Regions from separate parts of the Mus musculus genome. Here regions 2, 3 and 4 are each linked to region 1. Evidence: chromatin loops called from intact Hi-C (ENCODE). Cell type or tissue: heart. All regions are shown on one strand. Region 1 overlaps Bin3 (bridging integrator 3). Region 2 holds the start of Egr3 (early growth response 3). Region 3 holds the start of Chmp7 (charged multivesicular body protein 7). Region 4 overlaps Pebp4 (phosphatidylethanolamine binding protein 4).

What was found. Peaks named below come from ENCODE experiments on the same cell type or tissue, not always from the same donor. Only the 100,000 strongest peaks of a DNase experiment are listed, where the experiment ranks them.
Region 2: a loop joins it to region 1, with 5 times the contacts of the local background. A loop is called at or near these places in 11 of 42 quality-filtered maps.
Region 3: a loop joins it to region 1, with 2.5 times the contacts of the local background. A loop is called at or near these places in 5 of 42 quality-filtered maps.
Region 4: it touches region 1 in a loop (6-fold over the local background); 15 of 42 quality-filtered maps call a loop at or near these places.

What each region holds. Positions count from the first base shown.
Region 1 is chr14:70,132,307-70,140,306 of GRCm38, reverse strand. It overlaps Bin3 (bridging integrator 3), which reads right to left. Exons shown (of 9, transcript NM_021328.4): 7 at 5,716-5,857; 8 at 5,437-5,571; 9 at 2,346-3,168. The coding sequence ends at 3,022. Ccar2 (cell cycle activator and apoptosis regulator 2) reads left to right here. Exons shown (of 21, transcript NM_146055.3): 17 at 174-320; 18 at 436-547; 19 at 627-815; 20 at 932-1,137; 21 at 1,360-2,139. The coding sequence ends at 1,404. Among named protein-coding and RNA genes, the nearest start is that of Ccar2, 17 kb to the left of the region's middle. In heart, a CTCF peak has its summit at 4,609 (motif pointing right); DNase peaks (open chromatin) are centred at 1,424, 2,261, 4,161, 4,716 and 1 weaker place; H3K27ac peaks cover 310 bases.
Region 2 is chr14:70,070,194-70,078,193 of GRCm38, reverse strand. Egr3 (early growth response 3) reads right to left here and starts at 877. Exons shown (of 2, transcript NM_018781.4): 1 at 596-877. The coding sequence starts at 749. In heart, CTCF peaks have their summits at 2,196 (motif pointing right) and 3,653; DNase peaks (open chromatin) are centred at 1,323, 2,363, 3,173, 3,593 and 2 weaker places; H3K4me3 peaks cover 4,014 bases; H3K27ac peaks cover 3,120 bases; H3K27me3 peaks cover 2,934 bases.
Region 3 is chr14:69,730,324-69,738,323 of GRCm38, reverse strand. It overlaps Chmp7 (charged multivesicular body protein 7), which reads left to right and starts at 5,754. Exons shown (of 10, transcript NM_134078.4): 1 at 5,754-6,133. The coding sequence starts at 5,835. 4930480K23Rik (RIKEN cDNA 4930480K23 gene) reads right to left here and starts at 5,490. Exons shown (of 3, transcript NR_130157.1): 1 at 4,656-5,490; 2 at 1-86. In heart, CTCF peaks have their summits at 4,567 (motif pointing left) and 5,491; a DNase peak (open chromatin) is centred at 5,703; H3K4me3 peaks cover 2,863 bases; H3K27ac peaks cover 2,284 bases.
Region 4 is chr14:70,017,849-70,025,848 of GRCm38, reverse strand. The region is part of intron 4 of Pebp4 (phosphatidylethanolamine binding protein 4); the gene reads right to left. The region is part of intron 3 of Gm33524 (a long non-coding RNA gene); the gene reads left to right. Among named protein-coding and RNA genes, the nearest start is that of Gm41198, 27 kb to the right of the region's middle. In heart, a CTCF peak has its summit at 4,214 (motif pointing left); DNase peaks (open chromatin) are centred at 2,438, 4,348, 4,478, 5,488 and 2 weaker places; H3K27ac peaks cover 3,238 bases.

The sequences.
Region 1 (8,000 bases):
GATCAGGGAACATAGCATGTTCTGGGAATGTGCCCACAGAAACCTGTAGCCCCAGCTCCGACCTCCACTTATGAGGTCTACCTGTTGCCGTCAACCCTGCGCCTGTCTGTGTGTGTCGTGCCCTTTAGCCTTGAGAACTGTTTGTAAAGCCTGTTTCTCTTCTTTCCTTGTAGCCTAAGGAGCTGGATCCCTCAACTGTGCTCCCCCTGGACTGTCTTTTGGCTTTTGTGTTTTTTGATGCCAACTGGTGTGGCTACTTGCACAGGCGAGACTTGGAGAGGGTCCTCCTCACACTAGGGATCCGGCTCAGTGCAGAGCAGGTAGTTTCTCTTCTCTCGCCTGTGCTTCTAGAGGGCCTTTCCAGAGCTCTTGCATGCTTCTGGTCTCCCTGATGCAGGCATGTGGCCAGTAGGTGTCCTGCTGTGTTTTCTGTAGGCCAAACAGTTGGTTAGTAGAGTGGTGGCACAGAACATCTGCCAGTACCGGAGCCTTCAGTACAGCCGTGCTGAAGTGCTGGACGATGGCCTTCCTGAAGACGTGCTCTTCGGTATGTCTTGTGCTCTGTGGCCGGCAGGGAGTGGGGCCGTGGTGGGCCATTCTCCTGAGCTCATGCATGTCTTCTTTAGGAAACCTGGATCTACTGCCTCCTTCAGGGAAGAGCACAAAGCCAGGTGCTGCCCCCACAGAGCACAAAGGCCTGGTGCCCCACAATGGTAGCCTCATCAATGTGGGAAGCCTGTTACAGCGTGCAGAGCAGCAAGACAGTGGCCGCCTATACCTGGAGAACAAGATTCACACACTGGAACTGAAGCTTGGTGAGTGTGATGTCACAGCCACTCAGGGGACAACACTCCTTAGGCCTCAGGCTTTTGTCCCAATGCTCCAGTGGACTGATCAGAGCCTTCCTGCCATGTCCTCACCTACCTTTCAGAGGAGAGCCATAACCGCTTCTCAGCCACTGAGGTGACAAATAAGACACTGGCAGCAGAGATGCAGGAGCTGCGGGCCCGGCTGGCCGAGGCAGAGGAGACGGCCCGGACAGCAGAGCGACAGAAGAACCAGCTCCAGCGACAGATGCAGGACTTCCGCAGGCGCCTGACCCCACTGCACCTTGAGATGCAGCGGATTGTTGAGAAGGTAAGATGGCTAAAGGGTGGCCATAGTTCCTTTTGGTGAAGCCACAGAAGTAGAGTGGAGCTAGCCTCTGTGGAGAGGCCTGGGAGACACCTGGCCCTTCCTTGTTGTGCTAGTCCTCCATATACTGGGTTCTTAGGAGACTCAGCTACTCTCAATGCTCTGCACTCCAGTGGCAGGACATGGGAGAAGCCTTATCCTCCATTGCTTCATGTGCTCACACAGGCTGACAGCTGGGTAGAGAAAGAAGAGCCAACGCCTAGCAACTGAGTGGCTGCCTAGTGAGGTCTGCGATGGAGCCTGATGACATTAGAGCCCTTTTGGTACCAGAAGGCAGCTGGAGCAGGGCCTGGGAGCCACAGCAGGGGTAGCTTGAGTTCTGTGCTCAGCCTCTGCAGGGGATGTCAAACTCAGTATGGGGTTTGTGCTATGTGGATGGATATGTAAGGAACTCCAGTTCCAGCTACAACTAAATACAACGTCCTTTGCACCCCTAGAATGTCATTTTGCCCTCAATCTTGGAATTTCTCCCAGGGCCCTTGTAGTCTTGTGCTGTCTCCTGTCCTCGTCCATTTTAGAGCAAGACGGGAGGAAAAGGCATTTCCAGCCCAGAACAAGGTCTAATGCCAATAAATGGGAGGAATGGGTGTAGAGTTGATGCAGCCAAGAATGTCCGTCCTCTGGGCGGCACAAGTCCCGCAGGCTCTGTGTCTGTTAGGTGATGGAGCCCATTCAAGGAGCATTTGGTGTTGGGTCAGGGTTGCCAATAGAACACTGTGTCCCAGCTGCCCCCAACTTGCCAGAAGAACCAGCACTTACTTCTTTCTCTAGTTCTTATGTTCAGAATGTGGTATTGGCCCTGGCCTAGCCCCTTCCACTTCCCATAATTCTTGCCTCTTTCCATAATTCATGGTTTCAGTTCGACTTTGTATATAAAGTTGTTTGTTGGTTTTTTTTTTTTTTTTTGGCTTTTTGTTTTTTAAATAAACCAAAGTGAAAAACAAACCAAGTGTGAGTCTTTGTAGCTAGCTCTCCTCCTCTTTCAAGCTGCTGTACCCTCTCTGTTTGCCAGGCCTCAGTTCTCTCTAGAAGGCAGCAGGCAGGCAGTAAGTGCCACAGGTTGTGACTGAGTGAAGGCACTCTGCCAAGTTGGCAGGGCTGTGGCAAAGCTGTGACAGCTCCCTCTTGGTGTCAGTTAAAGTACACTGTTGTTTTACTGGAAAACTTTACTTGAAAATAAAATTCCAATAACAAGTGAAAATAAAATTCCAGTAATACAGGTGAGACAGAGCCTTGCTTTGAGGGCAGCAGTTCAACATGTAACATTTCCTAGTGGACAGCTAGAGACAAAGCCCCAGTTCAAGGGAAAGCTAAACTCCTGGGCTTTGTCCCTGTGCTGGACCTATAGGGGACTGGCTTTGGTTGTGTTGGCATGAAGGGCCCAGAGAGGCTGAGAGACCAGGGCACTGTGCCTCACCCAGCAGTCTAAAGAGTCCTGAGAGGATGGTGGCTTTCCTAGAGTAGGTCCTCTGGAGGTAGACAGCTAAGGCTTCAAGTTCCACAGGAAGCCCAGGCCCTTCCAAAGGCTCCTGTTGGCCAGACACTATAGCACACTCTGGACGGTTCTGGAAGTAAAAAGGCCCCAGGGTTTTTCTACATTGCTTATCAGCACTGGACACAGGGAAGCAGCAGCCTGTGAGGCTCCTAGTATCAGGCTTAAGGACATGGAGACATTTAAGTCAGAGAACTGGCAAGGTACAATAGTGGCCACCTGTCTCCAACTGCCTGGCCATTGGGAGGTCCATGAATCCATGCCCGCTAGGAGCAAAGCCTATAGAGATGTCACCTGTGTCCCAAAGAGTCTAAGGACTCCTGAGGGACAGGGGCTCAGTCATCAGCCACGATGGAGAGGGCTCGGAGTTCACTTAGTTTGGTCTCATTTTCCCGCTCTCGCTGCTCATCTGAGTGGCCTGGCTGGTCAAGCTGCTGGGTCAGGTCTCCAAAGATCTTATGCATTTCTGAGTAGTATATAACCTGGGTAGGAGACAAGAGTTGTTGGCAGGAACTGGACTCCAGTTCTACACAGCACTCAGTCAGCAAAGCAGGTGAGAGGCACAAGCAGGGCCTGGCTCTGGGTCTGTGGGTTGCTCTGGCTGAAGGCGGTGGGGTGTGTCTCTCACTTGTTCCATCACTGCCTCTTAGACCTCACCCTATCTATCTATCCCTCAGCAGTCTAGGGGTAGGGAACCACAGCTGGGGCTTTTGGAAATATATACCACAGAGAAAGGTTTGTCAAGACCAAAATAGCTAGATTGGGCAGGGAGACTACATTTGAGGGTGCCAGAGGGCAGTATGTGGGCAAGGGCAGGCCTGGGGCTTACTGCTGTTTCTAAGCAAGGAGAGGAGCCAGGGGCTTTTGGTCATGGAAGAAGAACCCAGCAGACATTGGCTCCCCAAGTCTTGAGAGCTGGCCCTAGAAGTCCAGTTAAGGGAGGTGTCAGCTCCCCAGATCCCACCCCTTCCCAGTTTTGCTAGTTATCACATCTAGGTTAAGTTGCCTGGAAGAAAAGCAGCACTGATGTGGTGAGAGTGACTGGGTGAGAGGTGGGAGGCAGGTCCAAGAGTGGAGGGGTTTCTCTATGTGATAGATGGCGACTTTTCCACAGAGGCTAGAGGCCATTTCTGCCTCAGCTTCCACTTCCTGATGTGACATCACATCTCATCAAAGTGTCCCCATTCTTCAAGCACCTCAACTTTGAGATGTCTCTAGGATTCTCCTTCCATCTAAGAAACCAGACGATGGGGACTGGGAGGGTGGCTGTGCAGCAAGGGCCAGTGGGACATGGTATCCTAGGAAGTCTCTTTAGAATCCCCAGCTAAGTTGTAGCGGGCCAGGTACCCCCGCCCCCAATCCCTGCCTAAGACACAATGCCTGTTGAGTCATCTGGAATGCGCACTTCTCTAGTGACTAATAGCAGCAGCAGCCGGGTGAGAAGGAGGCTGGCACAGGGAGAGGTGGTAAACAACCCTGGCTACCCTGCTGCTTGGTTACGGGGTACCCCATAGCCTGGGCACCCTGCAGCTTCCTCTAAGGATCTGGGGGTGGGGATGGTGTATGCAGCTCACTAGAAGCAGAGGCAGGTGTCAGCAAAAGAGAGCAGGCCAAGATCTCCTGTAAATCCAGGCCTCATCCAAACAGAGGGTGCAGCAGCTGGAAGGCAGCCCTCACCTGCAGGGACTACAGGAGAGCATCCTCCCGCTTCTGTTGTCTGTCTCACTCCCTAGAGAGCACCGGACTGAAAACGTGTCACTAGCAAGTCCAGGCTCCAGTCCAAACCTTGCCTGGGCTTCTTGATGGGCATTCTACGCCATGGCTTTGGGTATCATTCCAAATGAAGGCTGGGAAGTGGGAATCAGGCTTTACCATGGCCCCTGTGGCTAGGAAAGCAACAGGGAATGATGATGTCCACTGGAGGGCAGCAGAGGTGCAGCTAAGACAAGAAGCAGGGCAGGCAGAATTTGTGGACAAGAAGCCTTAGCTTGGTGGCCAGAGAGTGTTGGAGTCCAGAGATGGAAGCCAATACCCGCGATCAGTGAGGAGGTCTGTGTGCAGAAGCCCTGCTCCTGGCTCCAGTACCACTGCCTCTCCCACCTTGCCAGTGGTGAGAACAAGCCTGAAGATGAACAGCGAGAGGAGGGCAGGAGCCTGCTGCATGCCATCCCAATTGGACCCAGCAGCAGGAGACACTGGGCTCCGACTGGGTTTTACCCTCTTTCTGGCTGCCACCCCCATACTGGTCTGCACTCCCATTTGTTCTCCACGAGGGGGCACTTCATATCTAGTGGCCAGCATTTCAGAGCCTATTCAGGACCCCTCCCTAGGAAACTGAAAGTTAAGACTCCTGTGGTCTCTGGCTAATGGAACTCTCCTATTGGGCTCACAAGCAGTCACTACTGGCCTCTCAAAGGATCTGCTCAGTCAAAGTGGTAGCTAAAGATGCAATCAGGGCTTTTCTTGCTTGCTTAATTAAGCAAGGGAGGAAGAACTCAAGGGGCGAAGAGTTAAACAAAAAGGAACCCTGTCTATCATAGGGTTGGGACTGAGTGGATTGCCAATGGAGGATACCCAACAGAAGTTCCAGTACAGTATCAGTGCCAGGCACCAGGGCTGACTAGGACAACACATGAACTTTCATAGAGCCTGGTGCAGGGAGGTGTTGCTGTCTGTGCAGAGCATGGCTATGTCTAACGGGAACTGGGTTCCTACAAAGATGATTCCCCAAGGGAAAAGCCTTGTCTCACCTGTGCCCGGATCAGGGACTCAAAGCTGGGTTGGAAATAGTCAAGTCGGCTGCCATAGAACCGCGGCATCTCATCCAGGAGTTGTTTATTCTTGGCCTCAAAGTCTTCCCGCACAGGACGTAGCTCTTCTCGGGCCTGGGGAACAAGACCTTGGAGTCAGGGCTGTCACTGAAGGGGGCAGGGTGGGTGGAAATAGCTAGTATCCTGGTTCCGCAGGTCCTGAAAGGAGGACCCCGTGGCAATGGTTGTTCCATTTAGCCTATTGCGTCTCCCCTGTACCTGGTGGAGCTTGGCCAGCACGGGGCCAGTCTTCTCCTTTTCCTCGTACTTCTCCACCTTGGCCTGCAGCCTCCCGTAGTCCTGCAAGGCCTGCTCCCGCCGCTTCACCGCCATGTTGAGGCTTGGGAATATGCTGCTGAACCTGTTGGGCACAGCCTGGTTGGAAACAGGCTTCTCATGTGGGGGTGTGTCCCAGTCACTACGTACTCAAACACATGTGCGACACACCTACTATGTGCCAGTCTCATAAGGCTCTGAGGCTTTGGGGCTTGTACAGGTGGGATGGCGTGGGGCACAGACAGTACTGAGAGCTCTCCCCAGACCCAGATGTTAGGCTGTGATTGCCGGTGCTCCCTGTCCTGCTGCGGAGCCTCAGCACGAGGTCAGCAGGGCTGGAATCCGACTGTATACACTAAAGACCAAATCAAACCAAACCAACAGGGGAAGGCAGGGCCACAGCCAGGGAGTGATGGTCTGGAAAGGGCTATGAGTATCCATGTTTGTCAACACCTTCTCTACTATGTCACAGTGCCACTGGCAGGAGACAAAAAAGAAAGATCCTGGCTAAGGGTTCCTTTACACCGTGAGGAAACACAAAGGGAATGGTTCTCCCATTAAAAGAACAAATGGAAAAAGCACGCTTTAGAAAGATGGTCCCAGCCGCTCCTACCTAACACAACTGAAAAGGAGTATGGTGTGACTACTCAGACGACTGGCCACGCAGAGCAGGCTGTGTTTGAAAAGTTTTGGCATTTGTGTGTAACCATCATCAAGGCTACCTTTCCCCCATGAAAGGCCATCCTATCTTGGACAGGCGCAGGGAAGAGCCACTTTTGAGGTGGGGGGCAGGCAAGAGTAAATGTTCTTCTTGACACAGATGAGGGGTGGAGGTGAGGTAACTCTACAAGCAGGTCTCTTGGGAGTGAGAAAATGGGGCAACTTCCTTGACTACAAAGCCATGAGGACGTGTTGTTGGCCTCATTGTTGGGCAAGACTTTCCTACCATACCATGCAGTGCCCACTGTACCAGCCAGGAGTTCTGACAGCCTGCTGTGATACAGACAAACAGCCAAGAGATTCAACGCCTCTGGACACTCGGGTGGACAGACATAGCTGGTGACCTAGGACCACAAGAGTCACCTTATTTAGGTGAGCCCAGAGAGCGTGACAAAGCAAGCTAACGGAAGTCAGGAACAAGCCAGTTGATGCCAGTCGGTGGCTGAGGCCAGCCTTTCCCATGCACCTGAGCTGAGAGAACATCTGAATGCTTAGGCTGTCTTCAGTAGGCTCACATATCACAGGAGGTGCGCTTCCCAACCTCTGCTTCTCATAGGATATGACCATAAATTTGGTACTGAAAAGCCTCAACAAGTCAGGGCCACCCTGATGGGAGTAATGAATATTCCTACTAGAGAAGAGAGAATATAAACGTGGCCAGGCAGCAGGTGAAATGTGCAAAATAGATGGGGGGACCAGGCACCACCAGGTCACACTGGGAGGAGCCAGTCACAATGCCAGTGTGAAGACAGCTGTACCAGTGATTCAGCTGCTCTGGAGCCCCTCTCCCTTCCTGGGCAGCTGGGCAGTGTGGCTCAAGGGAACAGGTGCCTCAAGCCCAGGAACCTACCATCCTGCCCCTCCCTCTATCCCAAGAGGACAAAGGACCCTAGCAGCTTGCCTGCTGTCAGAAGCCGCCTGCTTTTGGGGTGGCCTCAGGGCCAGGGTCAGAGAAAGAGAAAGAATGAGAGGCAGACAGGAGGTAGAGGTGGAGTACATTGGAATTCACCTATGGGGGGTGAGGGTGCATCACCAGGAACAAACCAGTACATGAAGGGTGTCTTGCAGGTGTGAAATGGCACCTTGGTGCAATGTTAGTTGGTCTTACATGCTAGTCTCAGCAAAACAGACCTCAGCTCATGGTCCTGGCCCCTTTCTATGGTTGTCATCTTTTAAGACCAAGTCACACCGACCAGGAACACTAATACTATTGTGACAGGGACAGTTCATGAAGGGCACAGTGCAAGTGCACATGGAAGGGCAGAGATGGGAGACCAAGTCTGCCACAGACCAGGGGTTACAGCCTTGGGGAGTGTGGTGTCTACACAGCACTACTTAATCAAGATCACTACCCTCTGCAGGTGCAACGGGCTCTGCTGCCCCGGCTAGTGGCTCCTGACTCTTGAGTACTCACAGGTCTTCCTTAGATCTCGTCTCCTACAGCAGTGCTTCTCAATCAAATTAAGATTTGATCAAGCTACGAGGATTGTCAGTAGCTCAGGCAACTG
Region 2 (8,000 bases), 62 kb after region 1:
TCGCCCCCGGTGGCAAACCCTTTCCCCCGCCCCGTGGGTGAGCCCCCTCCCTCTCCCCACCGTCCCCACACCCCCAATGGCTTTGCTGAACGCCCCGGAAAGGCAGCGTCGCAGTACCTCTCCCACCGTGGGGACTCCACGCCGCACATGGCTCCATCCCGGGTGGGAGGCTGAGGGAGTAAGGAGGGGGGAGAGCGCGGGTGAAAAAGACGCTGGGCTCCTCCCGAGAAAGGGGGCTACAGCACCACGCCTTGCACGCAGCCCAGCGATCGGGCCCCCTGCGTGGGGAGGGAGAACCCCAGAGCTGCTCGCACCTACCTCCCTCCAGTCGGCGGCTGCCCCCACCCGGGAGAACCGAAGCCTCAACCGTGGCGTCTCCAACCAAGCCTTCCCGATCTCGGAGGGCGGGAGGAGTGGGTGGGAAAAGCAACTCGCCCCCCAGAAAATTCCCAGCGCGCCCCCCATCTTTCCATCCGTCTCTCCATCCATCCATTTCTGCATCCATCGATATGTGCATCCATCGCTAGCTCGCTCCCTCCTCCTCGTCCTCCCCCTTTCCTTCCTCGCTGCCTCGCCGCCTCACCGCCACCCTTACCTGTAGCCATCTGATTGTAATGGGCTACCGAGTCGCTGCTGCCGGAGAAGAGGTTGAGCGCGCTGGGGATCTCCTCGGGGTACAGATTGTCAGGCAATTGATTTAGCAAACTGCTCATGGTCACCGGCAGCTTCTCGGCGAGTTTGCCGGTCATAGCACTCCCGAGCTACCGCCGCCACCGCCGCCGCCGCCACCGCCGCCGCCGCCTGTTCCTAACGCAGCTTCCAGGCGAGCGGCATCCGAGAGGCGATCCGTGGTGCAGGGGAAAAGCATGCGAGAGGGAAAGTTCGGAGGGAGGGGGGAGTGAAAAGGGGAAGGGGTGGGTCAGGGGAGGGGATCTATTCTTTTTTGGAGGGGTGGATGGGAGAGGGGCAAAGAGGGTAATCCTCTCGGGTGCCTCGGCTGGTGCGGTGCGACGCTGGGTCGTGGGGGTGGGGTGGGGCGTGTGCGAGGAGTGGGATGGGGGCTGGGCTGGGGGGGTGATCTAGGCTCCAGGGGGTCAGACGCGGCTTCAGTATTGATCTCACAGACACGAGCCCGCCGACCCCCCCCGCCCCCCGATCTGCCACAGCCGCCGCCGCCGCTGCCGCCGCCACCTCCTCTGCTGCTGCTGCCGCCGCCGCTGCTATCACCACCAACCAGCCCCGCCGCTTCCTAGCTAGCTCACTGCTGCCCAAAAGCTCCCAGCCAGGGAACTCCACCAGTCTATTTATCTGAGCCCCGGGAAAGCTCCGTGACGTAGCTGCCCATATATGGACAGACAAAGCCCAGCCGAAGGGGCGCGACGTCACAATGGAAGCTCCTCACAATGGAACATTAGAAAGCAGGAAGCGGGCCGCAGCCAACGTGCAGCGCCCGCACCGCTCTCCGTTCTTTAAAAAAAAAAAAAAAAAAAAAAAAAAAGTCAATTAGATTAGAAAGAAGGAAAGCGAGAAGAGAAAAAAGAAAGAGGGACGAAGCCGAATGCAAAGCGCGCGATGCGCAGTGCACAGTTGAAAAACCCTGTAACTAAACATGTAGGTTTTTATTTGAGGACAGCATTAGAGACAGAATTTAGTCGTTGGAGGAGTGGAGTTGTTTGCAATTGGTCTCCAGCACTCCCAGCATTTAGAAAGAGTTCAGTACACCAGGACACAGGTTCCTTAGCAGTCTAGGAATGGGAGAGGTGACCGCTTCAAGCCAGGCTCCCCCACACAACTTCTGTCTTTCCTTCTTATCCTTGACTGGATTCAGATGGAGAGATGAAGTATTTTCCTTTGGGGAAGGGGTTCTAATGTCCTAAGGCTTCTTATTCTTGGACACTTAGAACTTTCGTGCGGACATCATTCTGATTCACCGCCCGCAGCCCCGGCCCCTCCCTTGGGGTTCCTGACCCCGCGCTGACTCTCAGTTGAGCGCAGTGGCCCGGGAATGTGTAGCGGATTAGCTAGTTGCGCAGTGGGCAAGAACTTTTAGGGGCGAGGGTATGAGGGTTTTGTTGTTGTTGTTGTTGTTGTGGAGATTAGGAAAGAGTGAAGTTTAGGGGATAGAAAACACGTGCACCAAATAATTCCCAGATAAATTCCCTAACGGTTCTAAAGCAAACCCCTTTGGCCACAGGATGGCAGGAGGGCCCAGCAGGCCGGGGCACAGTCGCTATCTACTGCAGCCGGCGAAGGGCTTGCGGCTGAGTTACTGCGGGAAGATGTGAAACCCACAGATTCTAAGCCACCAAGGCGGTCTCCTCCAGTCTCTACTCTCTGTCTCCCGCAGGGTTGTCCTCATTGCTGCCTGAGGGTGCCTTGCAGTCAAGGGCGGCCCCCTGTGCCGACCCAGGGTGCTGTCACCTCGACAGCGGATCCCGGGGGTGGGTGATGTGTTCCCCGAGGCCTGCTCCTGAAGCGCGCAGCCTGGCTGAGAGCGAGGGGGAGGAGAGGGAGGGAGCACGGAGGCGCGACCCCGAATCACACCGGGTTGGCGGGGGAGGATTCCCTCCTCAGTGGCCGCGTGGGCGCGGTGAATCCCGCGGCCCCCGCTGGAGAGTCGGGGTTGGGGGAACTTGCATCTCTCAGGGGGAGTGGGAGTGTTGACAAGAAGGAAGAGAGGATCCCCGGGCCTCACGCCGTGGGAGGTCCATGCGGGGCCGGGGGACGCGTGGGAGGAACTCCCTAGCTGCGCATTGTGATGGGGGTGGATGACAACCTCACTCCCTCTTCCCTCCCCTCAGTTTGGAGGAGAACATTGGGTGGGAAGGGCCCAGACTCCCCCGGATCTCCTCTAGCTCTTAGGGAAGGAGGGATTCCCGCCGCCCGTGAGCCCCCATCTCTGCCACCCCCACCTCCTCTCCCTCCAGGCTACCCATTCCTGTGCTCTAGAGGCTTTGCGCCCCCGGGTTCTCCTCCGCCCGCGCGGCGCGGGGAGACTGCGCGCTGCAGCGGTCCCGGGCTTCGGCCGGAATCAGGGCATGCAGCGCTTCCCGCCCCCGGCTCCATCCCTGGAGGGGGGAGCGGCTGGTCAGGGGCGTGGGCGGCGGTGTGAGCCTAGCTGGGTGCGGGAGGGGCCTCCGCGGCTGCAGGGAGGGTCGCGGGGCAGCGGGCCAAGCCGGGAAGAGCCATACAAGGAGCGGATCCGGTGACGCGCCGGCCGCGCCCCTTCTCCTGCTCTATTTGGCTGCAGATTCCGGTCCCCGGATTTGCATATTTTGGCATCCAGTGGAAAAGGGAAGAACGGAACCCGCAGCCTTTAAAGGAACCGCACAGACTGTAGCGTCACCTAGAGAGGCGGTCTGGCGGGGGGGGGGGGGGTGCGTGAAAAATTAGCCTCGAGCTCTGGCCTCTGGCTGGAGAGCCAGGCAATTGGGGAGGGGAAGGGGTGCCTAGGGTACCCGCAAGCTTTGGGCACGCCTCTGCATTGCTTCCTGCTGCGCGTGCGAGGGGAGGCTGGCTGACTGCGGTGGGAGGGGCGGGGTGTCTCGGTGGGTTCCTGCCTTCTGCCTGGACTTGCTGCGAGGTTCTCGGCCCTGGACCGAGCAGCAGGTCTAAGATGGACTGCAATGCCCGTGTCTCCCCGCGTGAGGCAGAGATCAGCCTGACAGGGTGGTGGGAAGGAAGTGGAAGGCCTATGGCAGCCCAGCTCAACTAGCAAGGACCCAGGATAACATCCACTTTTCCACCTGTTGGGCTCTCTCCATAGAAGGAGCTGGGGGTTCTGTTCTTTTTCCATATGGGCCTATAGTGGAAGCATTTGGGATACTCGAAGGCTTTCCGGTCCCAGTGTCAGTTATTGCTTCTCCAGGGATGGCTGGAAACACTTTCGAGGATAGTTAGCTTGTTTCAAAGAGGGAAAGCACTCAGCTGGGCCTGCTGGCTTGCACCAGGACCCTGTTGCTTACCAGATAAGACCGGAAAGACGGCCTCTTTCCTACTAGTTCTAATTGAATGGAAGATTTCAGTTCACTTAATATATTTATCAGCACTTCACTCTGACATGGGAAACTGCTGCGCGTCCCATCTATTGATTGTGTTAACAATACAGACCTCATAGGAAGAGTTAAATCAGAGAATTTTTCAGAGAGTACCTATACCAGAACTCTAGCAAGTGCTCAATAAATAGCAGTGACTATCATTAAACTGTATTCTCTCTCATCCTGCTGCATGATGAGTACACTCCTTGTGTGCCCCGGGGATGCATTTACACAATGCAGCTGGTTAAAAAGTGCCCAGTCGGGGAAGCCATCCCGTCCAGCTTGTCATGTAAAAGAAATACTATTTATTTACAGAGAAAACTAAATTACTATTTGGGGAGCCTGATACCTGTGTCAATCTGGGGATGCTTAAAGGATGGTCCCCTTTCTGCCTGAGCCAAGACATGAATTAAGATCTCAACAGCTGGTGGTGACAAGGAGGCAGGCTATAATGTCCCTGAATCATTTTCTAACACCCTGGAGTGTCTGTGGCTCCCAGGAAGGGGTGGAGGATCTGGGGCCTTTTTGTTGCCACGAAAGGAGCCTACAGGCCTAGACCCTTAATGACTACTTTCTATTCAGGTTGTAGTGCCAGCAAATGCCCTCTGTCACCCTGGATGATGACCATGGAAGCTATGGCTCTGTGACAGTAGGCACAACCAGGAATTTGCAGCAGCAAGGGATGTTTACTGTGGCGGTTTTGCAGATTTCTACAGTTCCCTGGGAAATTCAGTGTAGAAAAAAAAGTTTTTCTCCTTCCCTGTTTCCCCTTCCCTGAATGTTTCCTTTTCTTCCTCCTGGAGAGGGGCTAAGGGTGTTTGTTTCAGGTTTATTGGCGGGCTCCAGAGAGATTGCCAAGAGCCTAATTACCTAAACCCTAAGCCCTGAAGTTGCAGGGGACTAGTAGGCACAGGTTCAGGGAGTCCTCCCCTGGAGCTGGTGAAAGGTAGGCAGGCCAGGCCCGAGTAAAAGAGCCAAGGCTGCTGTCTCCCACGGAGGGGGAACGGGTGTTTTCTGTTTAGGTGAGGATAAAGAATATGTAGCCCTGGGAATCCACTGCAGTAGCAGGCGCAATTCTGTCCTGGACTCTGTTCCAGGCGTCTGTGGGCTTCAGTTTTCCTTTTTATTAAAGTCTTCTGTTTTCCAGGAGTTCCTTCTTGCCCTCATTAAAATAATTTCAACCTGGGATGTTAGCCATTTAAAGCTTTCCGGGTCTTAGAGGGCATTTGCGCTCACATTTATTTGTTTTTATGTATATGGCTGTCTCTTATGCCCTCATGTGTGCAGATGCCTTAAGTAGCCATCAGGTCCCAGGGAGTTATAGACAGTTGTGAGCCTCCCTGAGGGAGCTGAGAGTCTGGTCCTCTGCAAGAGCAGCCAGTTCTCTGAACTGCCGAGCCATTCATTGTTCCAGTCACAAGGGAGTTTGCATCTTAAGTGAAAATATTTAGGATTTGGGACATAGCTCAGTGGTGAGAGTACTTGTGTATTGTGTGGCCTGATCAAGGCCTGTTTTTTTTTTTTTTTTTTTTGTTTCGTTTTTGTTTTTTTTGTTTTGGTGTATATGTTATATTATTTGTATGTGTCTGTGTTCGTGTGCACACGTGTGTGTGTGTGTTTCTCAATTGCTCTCCATGTTATTTTTTGAGATAGAGTCTTATTAAACCTGGATTTCACTGGTTGGGCAAGACTAGCCAGAGAGTGAGCCCCAGAAATCCTCCTGTTTCTCAGTACTAGCATATCAGCTTCGTGCCAATGTGCCACACTTTTACACAGGTGCTGGAGGGCTGAACTCAGAACTCAGATCTTGATGGCAGCACGCAGCATTGTAAGTCACCTCCCTAGTCTTTTTTTTTTTTTTTTTTTTTTTTTTTGAGTTTAGCTGAGAATGGCCTTGAACTCTTGTCTCTGTCTCCCAAGTGCTGGGATTATCAGTGTGTGACTTCACTTCCCAAAATTTGGAGGGAAAAATTACTTAACAAGTGTTACTAGTGTATCCTGAAGATATGAAGCCCAGTACTCAGGATGTCACCTGCAGTGTGGAGGCACTCACCTATGCTGCTGGAATGGAAGTCTGCTTGCAGGACAGCAGGTTCAATGGTGAGGAATGGGGTTGTTCAAACCACACCAAGAAACTGCGTAGAGGACCTGGCCTGGTGGCATTCTTCCCAAATGCCAGTTGTCTCGAGGGTCTTCAGGTGTTTTCCACTTCTGGGTGCCATCCAGAAGGGCCGCTGGAGTCCTACTGCTCCTCAGTGAAATCTCTAGAAGTCACTGTTGATTCTTTGGTTAGGTAGAAATCTCTTGGAAGGAAAGTCTTGGTACCCAGCAGGGTCAATGGGCTTCACAGGCCCCTGATGCTGGTGCTTCTGGTGGGTGCTATATCTCCAGAAGATTGGGCTGCTTATATTAGAATTACAGATGTTAGCCACCCATGGGATTGGGAGTGGGGGTGGGGGTGGGGTGGAGTGTGTAGGGGGACTGAGTCTTCCTCATCATCATAATAAATGCTTTTATCTACTAACCCCCCCCTCCCTTCGCTGCCCAGTGAGAAGATTTTAGGACTGTCTTTCTCATTGCCTACTATTTGCAGAAGATGAACAAGCTTGGGAGTCTTAGTGCCTTGCTGGAGGTTAATTGCTCTCAAAGTGATTGATCTATTTGAACTCACCCCATTGTATCTCCAAAAGAATGCTTTTGTCTCTAGCTGTTGTCCCTTTTGTGACTGTAACAGAGGGAAGAAATGAGGTGGCTGGTGTGGGCAGGAGGAAGGATGGAGCTACAGGCAGCAGTGAGCCATTGCATGAGTGCTGGAAACAGAACTAGGTCCTCTGGAAGAGCAGTAAGCACTCATAACCACCGAGGCATCTCCAGCTCCTCCATATTTATTTTCTGAAGATGAGCTCTCACTGAATCTGAAAACCTGGGGAGAAAGTAATGAGGAATAGAGAGGAGGCTTGATTGCGGCATCCCAGCATCCTTTGGACCAAGCATGGAGGTTAAAGAAGAGCCCAGAGGCCAGTAAAGGGGTGTAGAACTTATACTTCTCAGGAGTTCTGCCAGGACCTATTTATTAGTAGGCATAAGAGTAACTGTTACTATAGCTCAAGTCCTATTTTCTAAACCTGTTTCAATGACCATGAGTTCCTGTCCAAGGGTGATCAATATGCCACTTTTATGTATTTTTAAATTTTGTATGTACATATGTGTGAGTGTATGCATCTGTGCATTTGTGTGTGTGTTTGTGTGTGATTTGAAGTGTTCCTGATTGCTCCCCATCTCTCTCACTTTCTCCTTCTTTCTTTCTTTCCTTCTTTCTTTCCTTCTTTCTTTCTTTCTTTCTCTTTCTCTCTTTCTCTCTGTCTCTCTGTCTCTCTCTCTTTCTCTGTGTATGTGTGCAATGTGAGCATATGTGCATGTGTGCACTTGTGTGCGTTTGGTACCTGTAGGCGTCCTTGGCAATCAGGAAAGAGTGTAGGTCCCTTGGAATTGGAGCTACGGGTGATTCTAAGCCGTGTGGATACTGGGAAGCAAACCCTGGTCCTCTGCTAGAGCATCAAGCACTGCTGAGACAGACTCTGTGTCTGTCGGAAGTCCATTGATTCAGCAAGGCTGGTTAGTCAGCCAATGAGCTCCATAGTCTGCCTGTCTCTCTGTATCCGTTTCTCTACATCTAAAATTACAGGTACATACTCAGACGTACCCAGCTTTTTACATAGGTCCTAGTGATCTGAACTCAGATACTCGTATTTGTCTGGCAGGTACTTTATCAATTGAGCCATCTTTCCAGCTGGACACACTTTCCTTCTAAACTCTAGTGGTCTAAATTAAAATAAATGTATTCTAACCATGTAGAAACAGGATATTTGGATCACACTTTAAGTAATTTCAGAGTGGCTGATAACCAAAGGGAGAAACATTTTGTTACAAAGTACCACTTGCTGGGGGCGTGGGAGTAGCTGT
Region 3 (8,000 bases), 400 kb after region 1:
CAACGTATCCTGTCCCGAAGAAAGCATTTCACAGCGCTCATCCCCGTCCTCTGGCTCTTCCATTCTTCCCACGGCTCTATCGATCTCTGTGTATAGAAAGCACCCAGAGAGCATTAGGAATATAAGCAAGATGGATCCTGGGCTTTTAGCCACCCTGAGTGTTTAGCTTCCTTCCTAAAAATGATCATGGAGAGTTGTGATTTGTTTGTTTGTTGTTGTTATTGGCAGGTGTTTTATATATGTGTCCTTGTGGGATAGTGTTCATGTGGGTACATGTATGTATGTGGCTGTGTGTACATTCCCTATGTGTCCATGTGCAATGAGGTCAGAGGCCAATTGTGGTGTTGTTTCTCAGGAGCAATCCACCTTGGTTTTTGTTTTTGAGACAGGGTCTCTCATCAGCTCAAAGCTTACCAAGTTGCCTAATGTGGGTGTTTGTGTTAGAGTTTGTACCCATGGAATGGCACTATTAGAAGGTATGGCCCTGTTGGAGTAGGTGTGGAGTAGATGTGTCACTGTGAGTATGGGCTTTAAGACCCTCATCCTAGGGCTGGAGAGATGGCTCAGCGGTTAAGAGCACTGACTGTTCTTCTGAAGGTCCTGAGTTCAAATCCCAGCAACCATATGGTGGCTTACAACCATCTGTAATGACATCTGACGCTCTCTACTGGTGTGTCTGAAGACAGCTACAGTGTACTTACATATAAATAATAAATAAATCTTAAAAAAAAAAAAAAGAACCTCATCCTAGCTGCTTGGAAGTCAGTATTCTGCTAGCAGTCTTTAGATGAAGATGTAGAACTCTCAGCTCCTCCTGCACCATGCCTGCCTGAATGCTGTCATGTTCCTGCCTTGATGATAATGGACTGAACCTCTGAACCTGTAAGCCAGCCCCAATTAAATGTTGTCCTTTATAAGACTGGCCTTGGTCATGGTGTCTGCTCACAGCAGTAAAACCCTGACTAAGACACCTAAGTTACCAGTTAGCCCTGGGCATTGACATGTTTCTGTCTCTTTGGTGGCAAGATCGTAAGTCTGTGCCTGTGCAGCTGGATTTTTTATGTGGGTTCTGGGCTCAATTCAGATTATAATGCTTGCATGGCACTCATTTTACCTCCTGAGCTGTGTCCCTACTCCCTACAAAACTTGTTTTGGTTTATTCTTTTTTAGATGTGCTTTGTGTCTGAGTGTTTTGCATGCATGCATGTATGTGCAATACATGCATGAGTGGTATCTTTGAAGGTTAGAAGATAATATCAGATCCCATGGAACTTGAATTATGGATAGTTATGTCTTGCGCGTGCCGGACTCGACCAGCAAGAACGACGCTGCAACAGAATCCTTCTGCACATGTTTATTGGGAGAGCTTGATTGCAGAGGCGAAAAGACCCCGAGCCCAGAACTGGTGCTGCTTTTATAGGCCTAGGAGAGGCGTGTCTCACACCTGGATTGGTTATGCACTATGCCTCATTTGCATGTTCCTCATCTGATTGGCTACTCTCTCTCAGTACCTCACAGAGCCTCATTATCATACCTCATTTGCATGTCTCACATCTGATTGGTTACTCTCTCTCAGTACCTTACAGAACCTCATTATCATACCTCATTTGCATGTCTCACATCTGATTGGTTATACTCTTAGTACCTTACAGAACCTCATTATCATGCTCGGGCCAGGCAGTGTCTTTGCAAAAAAAACTTTACTGCATATGTACACATTGGTTGTTTGTCCAAACTTATGCGTGGTGGCCAGCAGTAGTCAGTGCCACTCTGCAACGGCACATGTGGCTTCCCACAGTTATGAGCCACCATGTAGGTGCTGGGGACTGATCCCGGGTCCTATACAGGAGCAACAAGTGCTTTTAACCACCGAGCTAACTCTCTAGCCCTGTTGTTTGGTTTTTAATTAATTAAGATGAAGTGATGGCTTCTAAGTCCCTTACACTAAAGAATGACTTGAAGAAGAAGAGGGAGCTGAAAGATGGTGATCTTTTATTGTTATACTTATCAATATTAAGTTATTTTGGGCTGAAGAGATGGTTTAGTGGTTAAGAGAACTGACTGCTCTTCCGAAGGTTCTGAGTTCAAATTCCAGCAACTACATGGTGGTGCACAACCACCTGTAATGAGATCTGATGCCCTTTTCTGGGGTGTCTGAAGACAGCTACAGTGTACTTACATATAATAAATAATTAAATCTTTAAAAATTATTTTAAGCTATGTGCGCGCGCGCACGTGTGTGTGTGTGTGTGTGTGTGTGTGTACTTGTCTGCTTGGGCACAGCATGCCGTGGTGTAAGTGTGGAGGCCAGAGGACAACCTTGTTTGAGATAGCTGCCTGGCTTTATGTGGGAATTTGAACTCAAGTCCTCATGCTTTTGGGGCAAACACTTTTGCCCACCAGGTCACCTTCCCAGCCTCCATGCCAAGATTTTTGTTTGTTTGTTTGTTTTTCAAGACAGGGTTTCTCTGTATAGCCCTGGCTGTCCTGGAACTCACTTTGTAGCCCAGGCTGGCCTCAAACTCAGAAATCTGCCTGTCTCTGCCTCCCAAGTGCTGGGATTAAAGGCGTGTGCCACCACCGCCCGGCTTCCATACCAAGATTTTAAGTGGGTAAACTGGACAGCCAGCTTCCCCAATGGCTGCTGTGTTGCTCTAGAAAGTCATGGTCACGAATGGGTGGACAGTGATAATGGTTTGGACACAGTAACAAAGAAACAAGACAGTTTCTTCCAGGCTTTTTCTAACTGTCCAAGGCAATTTAATTTAGAAGCTTTTGTACTCAAAATGGCTAAGAAACAAATAATATATTCATGTAAATAAAAATACAATTGTTGTATTTTACCTAATATAATACCTAATATAAACATTATACCTAAGTAAATATTCTTATGTTATAAATCATAGGTTTTCATAGATTTTTAAGCTAAATGTTTAATTAAATTCATCCATCTATCCATTCCACAAACGGTCCCTAGGATGTGCCTAGCACTCTGCTAGAAACAAATATGATTAAGATCACAGTCCATGTTAGCAAAGGCACATAAGCTATCCAGAGAGACACACATCATCAGAGATTTAGAGAGTGGTGTGGCACTTAATACGCAGTGAAGAGGTATGCAGGGTTATGAAAAGAGAAACATGGAGCAAGAAGAGGAGATGATAGGAAAAAAATCAAGGGTAGGAAAGCTTCCAGAATTCTATGCTGGCACCTGAGGAGGACGGCAACAAGCCTGGGGCCTCCATAAACTCCACAGACGTGAAGGGTTTACTTCTCATTTGTTTCATTTGGCTAACCCCAAAGGCTGTGAATCCCAGGCTTAGGGACTGTTGTTAGAAATAAGTGGACAAGACTGGTGGGGTGGTGCTTGCATATTTGTATGGAAATGAAGAGGACTCCTGGCAAGTGGGAGAATGACCTGGAGCCTCGTTAGAGCAGAGGGAAATGTGTGAGACCTCAGGGATGTTAATAGCTGGAATGGGTATCTAATGCCCATATCTAATGCCTATAACATCAGCAAACAAATATCTCCTTCACAGTAGAGTGAAACTGGGTTCTTCAATCTCAGAATAAAGATTCCCACCATTCCTCGCATACCTGTGGCAGACTCATATCTTAAAGGTAAGGTCAGTTTTGGGAGACTTGTACCCATAGTCCCTGGCTTCACTGATTCTGTTCCCAGTTATCCTTTCAGCCTCCAGAAGGTGAAAGCCAACCTTGCCTGCCGCCTGGAAGGGTGAAATGGAGTGGATTTTCAGATGCAAGCAGACCCAGATAAAGCAATTTGCTCGCCTGTAAAAGGTGGAATCCTTCGCTGGGCGGAGAAGACCTAGTTTTACTGGGCCTAACGGGTAGCACAGTACAGATTTGTTTCACTAGATTTGATATTTGGAATTCTGCTCTCTGCCTCCTCCCTCCCTCTCTTGCCCCACCTTTCCGTCCCTCTCTGCACCTCTTTCTCCTCTCCACTTCTCTCCTCCCTCTCTCTCCCCTCTCTGGCTCTCCTCTGCTCCTTTCCACCTGATTCACCTTCCTCTTCTGTAAAAGCAGGTAAAGTGGGAAAGGCTACCTTACAAACTATGAGAACTATAGCGAAAGTATTTGAAAAAAGGCCGCTAAGTGAGATATTTTGAACACACTTTGAGGAATATAGCACATAGATAGCAATTAGTACACACATCATATAACTAAACACTCCATTTCCTCCTTCAAAATGCTTATTAAAATTCAATGAAACTCAATGCTCATGAAAATTCACCTTAACACTGTTTCAACTACTCTGAAGCCCGAAACTCATCACATTTCCCTCAAACTGGAAATACCAGTTTATAAAGGCGACTATTTAACAGAAATTACTTTTTCCTAAGTCGAAACAAACTTTCGCTTTAATTTTTAACGTTTACACCAACAGTTCCTTTCACCTTTTAGATTGTTTGTTTGCTTGCTTGATAAGTCTTTTAAAAATCAGCATATTTCCAGGCTGGATCTGTAGTTACCGTCGTCTGCAGGGCAGAGCTCAACTAAAACTACAATTCTACAATTCCAGGGGATCCAACACCCTCTTCTGGTCTCTGTGGGCATTGGACGTACGCGGTGCAGTTGCACACAAGTAAGCAAAACATAAATACACGGTATTTATGGGAACTATTACTAACCTGCATCGTCCTGCTTCTGTAACCTGAAGGTTTTCTGCTCCTCGATCAAGCAGAGAAGCCATGGTGCTATACCTCATTTTTGTTAAAAGTTCATATCCTGTCATGCTTGCCAACAGCGACCACGTTAATGGAAGTATGGAACCAGTAGTTTTCCCCTTTATAAACCTGTCTTTAACGGTCGGGGCAGTCTCTCTAGACTTGTAGTGAGTGCGTGCCCTCGGCCGGGTCTGTGCAAATTTCAAATTAAAAAACAGCTCGTCCTAGTCTCTTTTTGAACGGTCCGGCTATAACTACCACCACCACAATTTATTCTCAACACTGAACAAATTTTGTAAGACTCTTCAAGACGGAAAAGTAACTAGAGGGTAAGGTTTAAGTACCTCTCAGTCCATAAAGTATTTTCTGCAGTAGCGCTGTCATTGCAAGACACTTGCATCGCTGTCTGCCCTCTCCTTCGAGGAAGCAGAAAGGTCAGAGACAAATGCTAAACTGGCAGCCAAGGCAGCCGGAGCTTCAGATGAGAGTTGGAACGATTTTTTTTTTTAAAGGACCTGGCAGAATATGAATTTTCAGGAGAAAAAGGACATCCCAGAGCTAAAGAGCGGGAAGAAAGTGATTAAGAAGACTATCTCTAGCCCTAAAAATGGGTCCAGTGTCACGGAGCTTTGGGACCATTTTTGTTAATCGGCTGATATTCTAGTGAAAGAAAGGTATCTTGGGCGTTTGTTTAACTTAAAAGTCTCTGGGCTAAGGAGAGCTACACCAGATCCAAGGTTGTGTATCCACCTGCAGCTCCCATAGCCTCAGCCTGGCTAACCTTAAGCCCGAACCACCCGGGAGGTGCAATAGGTAGCCCCTCTAGTACGCCTCGCCAAACTCTATGGTTGTGGCGCACGCGCAAAAGCCTTCCCGTCGCACAAAGGCCACGGAGAGAAGGTCCGGCGCCTGCGTTCTGCCTCTCTCGGGCGAGAACGCCCTCCTCCCTCCCTCCCGGCCAAATGAATGCCGCGCCACGCCTGCGCCCTGAAGACTTGCGGGACTTTTATCGCACAGGCGGCGGTGGTGACGTGATGGCTGAGGAGGAGGGCGTGAAGGAACGACGGAAGCCGAGAGGGACCTGGGGCGGAAGGGGACCCGGGCCAGGCTTGTGTTCGGTTCCTTGGCGGGGCTGGGGTTCCGATGTGGTCCCCGGAGCGGGAGGCCCAGGCCCCGACCGGGGGAGACCCGGCGGGCCTCCTGCCGCCCGAGTGGGAGGAGGATGAGGAGCGCATGTCTTTTCTGTTCTCCGCCTTTAAGAGGAGTCGCGAGGTGAACAGCACCGACTGGGACAGCAAGATGGGCTTCTGGGCTCCGTTGGTGCTGAGCCACAGCCGCCGCCAAGGGGTGGTGCGCCTGCGACTGCGGGACTTGCAGGAGGCCTTCCAGCGCAAGGGCAGTGTCCCGCTGGGGCTGGCTACGGTGCTGCAGGACCTGCTGCGGTGAGGACCGAGGCCGAGAGGGCCAGGCGGGGGGCGGCTCCCCAGGGCTGACATCAGACCTGCCCCTTGACAGCCCAGACTCCGCGTCCAGGGTTTGTTCAGTGGGTGGAGGAGGAGGAGGGGGACGAGGAGGCTGCTCCACGGATGGATGTCTGGACTCAGAGAGAAAGAGGGGCTGGGATGGTTGGAGTGACTGGGGATAGGCAGAATGGTCCAGAAGAGACCCATCTTTGCAGAGGTGTCAGCGGGACACTTGAACTGGGATCCTGTTATGCAGTTATTTCCACAGGACCTCCAGACTTGAATTACTTTTACAGCAGATCTCTGCGGTGGGTACTTTGAACTAAGAGAGAACAGAGCTAAGGAGAGAGTACTCATGGGATTCTAGACATCTTGACAAGAGAACTCTGGTACAGGTCGTACAAGTAGCCTTTCCTGGTATGTCCGGGACGGAGATTATTTAGACCAGAGAGGAGAGTTTAACTGTGTAGCTGGGGGCCTCTGAAAGAGCTTTATGTGATAAATGTGTGTGATAGATACAGTGTTCAGGTTGTGCTTGAAGAGGTGGCATATCTGATAGATGACTGGTACTTCATGGTTTCAGATACTGTCAAACTCCACTCTCTGGCTTTTTTAATAGTCCAGGGCAAGATAATGCAGTTATCTTTATTAAAAATAAACAGTCTCAGAGAGATTAACCTATTCCAGGTTACACAGCTAGAGTAACCCCAGGGCTGGATCCTTCCTTTGAATTCGAAATCATTTGTATTTCACACTGTACATGTTATGCCCAGCCCAGCTCAGCCCAGCACCGTGTCTCTTTCTATGAACAAAGAGAAAGCCAAGGGTCTGCGTTTGTTTTAGGATAATGCTTTCTCATTAAATGGTCGCCCTTCTTGACTTCTGTTCCCAGTACCTTTCATTGCCCGACCTTGACCTAAGAAACCGTCCTGAAATTCTCCTCTGAGAAACTGTCCTTTGAAAAATGTTTTACCAGATGCCCAAGGTGGAAAACAGTTAAGTCAGCAAGGGACAAAACCAAAATGGGCCTCCTGATACAGGACAGTCGTGGAGCCTGTCCAAATCCAGAGACCTTTAACACCTTGACCTCCTCTGGCTCCTGATCCTTGAAACATCCTGGTACTTGTCCAAATTTGATATCCATACATCTACAGCGTTGCTCAAGGGCCACGCCGTTGTGAAGATCCTGGCTTTACTATTTTCTATGCTGTGGCCTGCATAGGATACAGGTGCCACCTATAAGCCTTAGTTTGATCAATTATCAAATCACAGTAACATTATATAGGTCAGTTGTGAAAACTTGAAGATCTTTATACAACCCTTAGCAGTAATTTCCCATGGCCGGTATTTCGTAGACTTGGCTGCTGTTGTTACTACCACCAGGAAATACATCTCACTTCCAGCCTAGCTTAGAGGCAGCATAAAACCCCAGTCTGTGTAGCTTTTGGCCTTCTTCCTCGGATCTGCATGACACACAGGGTTTTTCATTTGATTGTTCCCAGGCCTGTTGATAGAAGAAAACCTCCACATAGGCCCAGTGAAGCCTTTTGTGCCTCTGTTGCCTTAGTGGGACATTTGCATTTTTTGAGGCCAGACAAACCGGGTGCCATCTGGCCTTCTTTGCCTTCTTAGATCCTCAGTCGCCTCTTTAGTTAACGTGATGGTGATACCATCTATTGCACAAAGTGGTTAGGAGGCTGAACACTAGAGTGCAGGTGACACTGCCTCTAGTAGCTGGTACAGAATAGACAGGTGATGGTGATGATGGTGATGATGTTAATATAATGCCTCTGAGGGGAAAGGGGTAAGAAGAGCCCAGGACAGGCTGTCTGTCGCATTACACATC
Region 4 (8,000 bases), 110 kb after region 1:
GTGAAAGAACTTTCCTTTTTCTCCTCTCTCCCTCTTCCTTTGTCCTCCCTTCTCTCCTTTCCTCGACCCTCCTTTCCCCTTCCTCCTCCTCCTTTCAGGAGACAGGGTCTCCTATGGTCAGAAAGCTTAAATTACTTGTGTAGCTGAGGATGACTTTGAACTTCTAACTCTCCTCTAACTCATGGGTGTTGGGATTACCGGCATGCGCCTGCCACCACACCTGGCATATGTGTGCAGGGAACCGAACCAAGGGCCTTTGTGTATGGCATACATACATTCTGTTAACTGAGTCACACCCCCAGCCCCCAAGAACTTCTCTTTCTTAGATACTTAAGAAAATGGTTTAAAGCAAAACAAAAACCACCACTACCTATGCCTACAGTTGGCTGGTTGTTCAGACACAGTTTATATCAATGGCACCATCTAAAAACCCAAATTGAGTCCCATGATTCACGTTTTTTGGGGGCACCTGGCAGAAAGATCAGCAACTGCCTTCACCTAAAGTTATGCGTGCCTCTGTAAGCTGGGCAAGTGGCGGTGAGTTGAAATATCTAATTTACAGATAGTAGCTTAAGAAGTGAGCCCTGCCTTTCAACTACAAATTCTAAGTTACCTCTTTGCTTTGCTCCCGGACATCCATGCTTGCTCTGGGGCTCATTCCTGCCTGGAGAAGCCAGTTCTTATGCAGGTTATGTCCTTTCTCCAGAAAGTGTAGGATTCTGGTCCCCCCCCCCACTCCACACTCCTAATATACTTCTAGAAAAAGGAAATGACTGCCCATCTTTCTGGTCATTCTTGGAACATTAGGCCGTGGCGTTAAAGAAAAGGTTGTGTCTTCGGAGAGGGCCCAGTTAAGCTCAGTCATTTCCCCACACCCTTCTCCACCATGGAGACGAGGTAGGCCTCTGCTTCTCCTTTTCCTGATTGCCTAATCTGGGTTTCCCAAAGGCAAATCATGAAGGGTTAATCAGGTTCCCCATTTGCCTTTTGACGCTGATGAGTACCAGAGAAGTGGGCTGGCAGCCCAGTTCAGGACACTTGTATTAAGCAAGCATCCTCTATATCTAGAGTCAAGGCTGGCTATCGCAGGGTATACAGCCATAGTTCTCCAGGTCCTGGTCTTAAGGAGGGGTTATCACGTGGACACCTCAGAGCCTCCCAAACCATTCTGAAGTCCAGGGAGACGAATGGCACCCCATGCTCAGGAGCCAGCACACAGCTCTGGGAACCCTAGAAACAAGCTGGGTCCCAGAGTTGCCGCTTCCTTTCAGTCAAGCAGACCCTACCTCACAGCAGCAAGGCCAGAGGTGCCACGTGGGTTTCCACAGGAGTCATGACGGGGACAGTTGTTTTTGTGCACCAACCACCCGTGCGTGTTCATTAGTGTGCATGTAAATGGAAGTGGAGGACAACCTTGGGTGTACATTCCATGTTAGTTTCTTTTAGAGTGTGAATGTGTATGTAGTCGGTGGCTCCCTCTGTGTGTGTTCACATGCGTGTATAGATGTGTAGATGTATGTGTGAGTGTGTGCACCCGAATGTGTGGAAGCTGACATCTCTGTGACCTTGAGATCACTTTTATTTATTGAGGCAGAATCTCTCCTTGAACCCAGAGCTCCTCAGTTCTGGTGAGTATAGCTAGTCAGCTTGCCCCAGCGATGTCCTGTCTCTGCCCCCTGAGTGCTGTGACTACAAGCAGCCACTAGGTCTGCCTGTGTTTACCTGGGTTCTGGACATCCTAACTCCAGTCCTGACAATTTACCAGCTGAGCCATCTCCCTAGTTCTGTTTTGTGTTCCGAGACAGGGACTCTCACTAGGACCTGGGGCTTACTGGTTAGAGTAGGCTAGTTGACAAGAGAGCCCCAGGGATCTGCCTGTCTCTGCCTCCCCATGCAGGGACTACAAGGGTATTCCATGACATTCAGATTATATGTGAAGGCTGGGGAATCAAAGACCGGTCTTCACGCTTGTGCAATAAGCACTTTACCAGTGGGCCCACCTCCCCAGTCCTCAAGCTTTTTTAGAAAGTAAGGTTTACCTCTTTTAGGTGCCTGCCAGAAGTGGACTTCTTAGGCTTGAGAAAATAATGAAATCCTATCAGTATTAATATCAGTGTGTTTCGTGTGAACAAAGAATGCTGGGAGGGAGGACTTTAGAGCCAGGTGGGTCCTGAGCAGCTGCCAGGGCTTTGAAGTTGAGGAAGTTCAGGAAAGATTCGGACTTGCTGGAGTCTCCTAGGCCATTGCTCTTCCTGGGGGCCTGGGGAGGGCAGGAACCAAGGCCTCTCGGCTACACTGTGCGAGTGGCCACTTGACGGCTTTTGGATTGGGAAGAAGAAAATCTGGACTAGACTTTCCCACCCTGGCGTGGGAAGTGTGAGGGGCTGGAGCAGGGAGGCAGGAAGTGAGCACAGATGGACAGGCCTGGACAGCTGTGCAGGGAACAGAGCACATCTGTCTGGGAGTGAGTTTGGCAGGGCCCCTCCTACAGCCTCTCTGCTGAGTGTGGGCTGGGTTTGGGTCCCAGATGGGGAAAATGATGGGAGAAAAAAAGGCCAAGAGAGAGGCTGGGGCTGGAAGCTGGGGAGTGTGTGTGTGTGTGTGTGTGTGTGTGTGTGTGTGTGTTCAGATGGAAACTAAGAACGTTGCTAAGCAATGGAGAGAGGGTAGAGACAAGGGGCAAAGCCGAAGTTCGTTGAATGAATAAATGGTTTCGTGGCCTAAACTAGCATGAAATTTCCTCTAATTAGCTTCAGGTTCTGCCAGGAAGCTTATCCCAAATAGACACCTGGGAGAGATCTTCGAGAGATAGAAGCAGGATCAGACTTCTCCTGGGGAATTTACCCTCAGGCTTAGGGGGTAAGTTAGCCTTTTTTGCTAAGTTCTCAGGAGCAGGGCAGAGAGGAAAGGCTCATTGTTCTAGAAACTGTAGCTACTGACTTGTCCTCACGGCCATCTGTGTGGCCTCCATGGGGTGATTGTCCGTTCTTCTGTTCAAAACTGTTGCCTGTCTGGTTTGGAGCTGGAGAGGCATGTAGTCAGACAGACCTCAGCCGGCTTGGTAGCTGAGAGATTACCCTGCATCTATCTTCTGCCACCTTCTCTGGTTTCCACTGTGTGAATAAAACTGGGCTGGGGCCACTCTTGCTGGGCACCCACATTTTCTTTGAGCCTCTGCATTCTCATCTGTACAATGGGAGGCTAGACTAGCGGACCCCCCAAGACCCCTCCAAACTCTTCCATCTTGGAATCTGGTAGGGTGGTGGTGGGAACGCAGCCTTTGAAGGTTGTTACTGTCTCCTGTGTGGTTGGGCTGGGCACTCTGCCTTCACCCAGGCTTGAGAAAAAAGGAGGAAGACTCAAGAGGTGCTGACGTCACTTGCTGAGTGCTCAACTCATCCTCCACTTGTGTAATGGTGACTCCTCTTTCTGGACTGATGGAGCTTAGTCCTGTGTGGGGTCAGGAGGTCAGTGTGATTCCTACAGTTTCTCAGACTCTTGCTTCGGTTTCTCAGTTGTCTGGTGAGTGCAACAGAAGCACCAATAGGAAGTCAGGCAGAGCTGAAGTCCCTAGGACTTGGGGTTAAACAGGACACTCATATCCCCGTTCTGATATCACCACAGTCATCACCTTCATCATCACCCATTATTCATATTGTTAAACACATATTGTTCTTTATGCAGCCTTGTGCAGGAGGTGAGCAAAGCTACAGGAAGATCCCAGTCATACACACTGGTCCCATCCTAGGCATCACTTAGAAACCAATGAACTTGACCTCTACCTAGAGGCCAGATCTCACTCATGACAGGACACGGAGCCAGAGGCGCGAGCCTGTGTTTGCCAGGTTTGCTCTTTCCAGAAGATAAGCATCTGGATTCCAAGCAGCTGTTGTTGCTGCACAGGTGTGCCCTCCAGTGCCCCCCTACCTCTGCAGTCCCTCCACAGGGGTACAGCAAACGGTGCTGGCTCAGCGCCGATTGGTATTCATTTTTGTAACAATGAATCATGACACATTTGGCAGGGGAAGGGGGCCTGGAATAACTCAGGGGCCCAGGAGTTTCTGGCAACTGAGAAATCTCTACCTCCTTGTTTGGGGCATCTTCCAGGCTAACACCTAGAGCCTGAGAGCCAGCAGGTTGCAAGACTAGCGTGGGATTGCTTTGGAAACAGGGTGGCAAGCTGCAGGCAGGAGGTGAGCTGCGGGCGCCTCCTTCTGGCCCCGTGGGGCTGGAGCAGGCCTGGGGAGGGTTCCTGCCTAAACCTTAGCCCCTGGGCTCTGGTATGTGACCCTCCCTGGCCCTGAGCCCCTTCATGGCCAGAGGGAAAGAGTAGAGCCCCGGCTCTGGAGAGTCTTTTGGAGGACAGAGAGAGAGAGAGAGAGAGAGAGAGAGAGAGAGAGAGAGACTGTTATGTAATCGGTTTACCTCCTCATCAAAACCGGTGACTAATTCAGACAGTCTCTGCCAGATTGGCTCTGCAGCCTTGTTGTTAGCTTCAGAGGGCTCAGCCAGTCGCTGACGGGTCCTCACACCCTCTGCTGGATAGATTTCCTCTCCACTGGTCTCAGCTCCCCAAATGTAAACTCTGCCCGGAAGTCACCTAGATCTGGGTAGTTAGGGAGGCGAGCATCCAGCCCCACTCCCACTGTGTGTTTCCCTGCATCTATAAAGGAGGCCACAGAACAAGAGTTCGCCTATCTGTCTGGAGACCCGTCTGCCTGACAGCTCACTGAGGTCTGTCATCTGTTCTTGAGTGACAGTGACCAAGAAAAGCAGGCGTCCAGGCTGAGAGCTTTGACTTGCAAAGGTTGAGAGTGTTGGGCTCAGAACTCAGTGGCCAAGTCTCACCGTGACTCAGGGTGGAAGGGCCACCCCAAGGCTTCTGACCTTGGACTCCTGGCTGTGTACGTTTCAGGCTTCCTGGATGATGCCAGGGACCTATGCACACCGCTGTTGTTCTAGGGACCTATGCTTACCGCTGTTGTTCTTTCTTTTCTTGGTCCAAAGCAGACGTGTGGAGCACTCAGCCCTCTTTCTACCCCAGAAGGCTGTGCTTCAGAAAACAGCAGCACGTGTTGGCTTATATGAGGAGACAGCTCACGGAGAGATACGGCAAGTTATTCTCTGTGACAGTCCCAGGGTACTGGCCACAGCAAGTATGCCCACTGTATGCCAGGGCTCATTTTGTTTACTCCTTTACCGAAGAATCATCCGGGGCTTGGGTTAGTCTCATTTTATAGGTGAGAGAGCCGAGCCCGAAAGAGATCGTGTGGTCTCCCGAAGCTGTTAAGCACCCACCGGAGCTAGGACTTGATCTCACATCTCAGAGCCCCCCCCCCCCCCCCCCCCCGCTCTGTCGTGACACACCACTTCCCTGTGGCATTCCCAGGACTGGTTCTGAGGCCCTTGAGACATTCCCAGTCCCAGCAACTTTGCAGCAATGGCCCTGCCAACTCCAGAAGATAATGCAGCCTTGTGCTAGTCCTTCGACTTCCTTCCGTTGGGCGGCTCATAGACATGACCTCATTCGCTCTCCCAGATCCCTTAAGACCTGGGAGTGGTGGAGATTCTGACTTCTGATTCCCAGGGAATCAAAGGCCGGCACAGAGAGGCACAGAGACCCGCCCTCAGTCACACAGCTAGTCAGGACTGAAGTTGGTCTTTTCTGTCCTTTAGTACAGTCACTTAGCTTGATGGTTAGGAATCAAAATCACCCCCCCCCAGATCTTGAATATTGGGGGAGGGGTGCTCCTCCTGGTGTGTGTGGTGGGGGGAGGGAATGATTCAGAGGCTGAAACAACTCCAGGAGAGTTGGAGTGGTGTTGGAAAGGGAAATCTGAGATGCACAGAAATTCAAGTGTTATGGAAAGCAGGGGTAGCCTTGGAACCTGCCTGCCCGCCTGCTTCCCTCCCTGGAGGCTCTGGGGTGGGGGGTCAGAGCAGTCTGGTGTGATGGGCAAAAGCTGGCCTTTGGGTCAGCAGACCCTGGTAGGGTGACCTCTCGGTTACTCATCTGTCCCTGCTTTTTCACACAGAGTGGGAATGCTAACTCACAAAGGAGACTGTGTGAACTGTTTCATCCTTAACCAGAAAGCCCGCACAGAGGGACACAGCTGCTGTCCCCCTACCCCTCCCGCCTCTCCCCCAGTCTATTTCCTCTGCTAGACACCGTGTGTGTGTGTGTGTGTGTGTGTGTGTGTGAGAGAGAGAGAGAGAGAGAGAGAGAGAGAGAGAGAGAGAGATTGACTTTGAAGTGAGTGGGCTACTGCTCAAGTTGATGTCTCAGGTCCCATGTCTGGCTCTCTCCCTGTGCCCTTTGTGCTGTTCTCTCTCTTTCTCTCTCTCTCTCTCTCTCTCTCTCTCTCTCTCTCTCTCTCTCTCTCTGTGTGTGTGTGTGTGTGTGTGTGTGTGTGTGTGTGTGTGTGTATTGTACCCAATGCCCGATTCTCAGTGTGTGAGCATCGCGGGGCAGCCTCCCTCATGGCAAACTTTAGAAGGGCCCAGGTAGAGTTTGCCTGAGCTTTGGTGGGCTACTTGGTGGTGATGTTGCTCACAGCTTTTCTGTGTGTTTGTGTCTTTGCTTACCACTCCCTTTAAAAACAAAACAAAAAACCCAAAAAAACACCAAAGCCATTAACTCCCAGGCAGGCCTTGCAAAGGCAGGCAGATGCGTCCTGTGGGTTGCAGTTTAACTGGAGTAAAGGTAAGTGGGAAACCGGAAAGAGGAAAGAGGAAATGCCTGACATCCAGCTTCGCGTAGCCATGTGCCTTGAACACTCCGTTTAACCTCTTTCAGACCCCACTCCACGCTGTTTACTAATGCCCAAGTGGACCCTGTACTGAGCATCGTTTGGGTACCAGGTGCCGTGTCAGGGCTGGGCTTACTCGAGCATCCCTCCTCCCAACCTGCCTGTGCCATACTGATGGACCAGGACCCTCGATTTGCAGCTGTGGGAGTTGCCAGAGCAGGGGGCTTTCCTCCTGCATTGCCTGATCAGGGATGGGGGTGGGGTGGGGGTTGAGGAAGCTTGAGGCTCTGAGAATTTTGAGATATTAAGTTTTGTATTCTCTCTCTCCTTTCTCCCTCCCTCCCTGTCCTTTCCGCTCTCTTCTTTCCCTCTCTCCCTCACCTTCTTTCAGAAATACAAGGAGAAATGGCTGACTCCCTGATTGTCAGGACACCTCTCCACTACTCAGTCCATGCTGCCTCGCCTCGTGGCTCCTTCTGAAGGGTTCAGTCACTCACTAGTGTCCAAAAACCTTGCTCATTTCGGCACCCCCTTGCACTTGGGTCTGCTTTCCTCTCCCAGGAACTTCATTGCATTACCTTAGTTAAGCCTTACAAACCTATGAGGCATGTGTTCTCGCTCCCATTACAGAGGCTGAAAAAGGGCAGCCAAAGAACTTGCCCAGAGTCACTTAACTGGTACATAGTCTAAAGTCTGAGTCCAAGCAGTTCAATCCCGCCCCTCCCTCCTAGTTACAAAATTATATTGCCTCTCTTCATTACTTATAATTGCCCCAAACAGTAATTAGAAGTTTATGGGTCTGTAAGCATCTCATGAGCAGAGACTGTGACTTACTTGTTTCAGCTGCCCTGGAATATAGTACATAGAATAATGCACACGGTAGGTGCCTGCACACAGTAGGTGCCTGTGGATGTTTATGGAGTGAATGTTGAAACTGTATGGCCGAGGTCACTGAGGAAGGTGACAAATCTTAAACAGGCATGAGAGGCAGACATATACCTCTGGATACGCATACAATAGATGTACATGGTCCCCGGCCTTCTGGAGCCTTGCAGGGGAAATAGGTGCTTGGGCAGTCCTTGTCATACCCTCTCGCAATTGCCAACCTATGAAGGCTACAGAACTGGGTCTTGACCCACTACTTGTCAAGCATCCCTGTTAAGATCTAGGATGCTTGCACAGAGGTGCTCTAAATCCAGAATAAAGACGAACCATTCAAATCCATAGACAACACACACAGAAAGAGCCAGC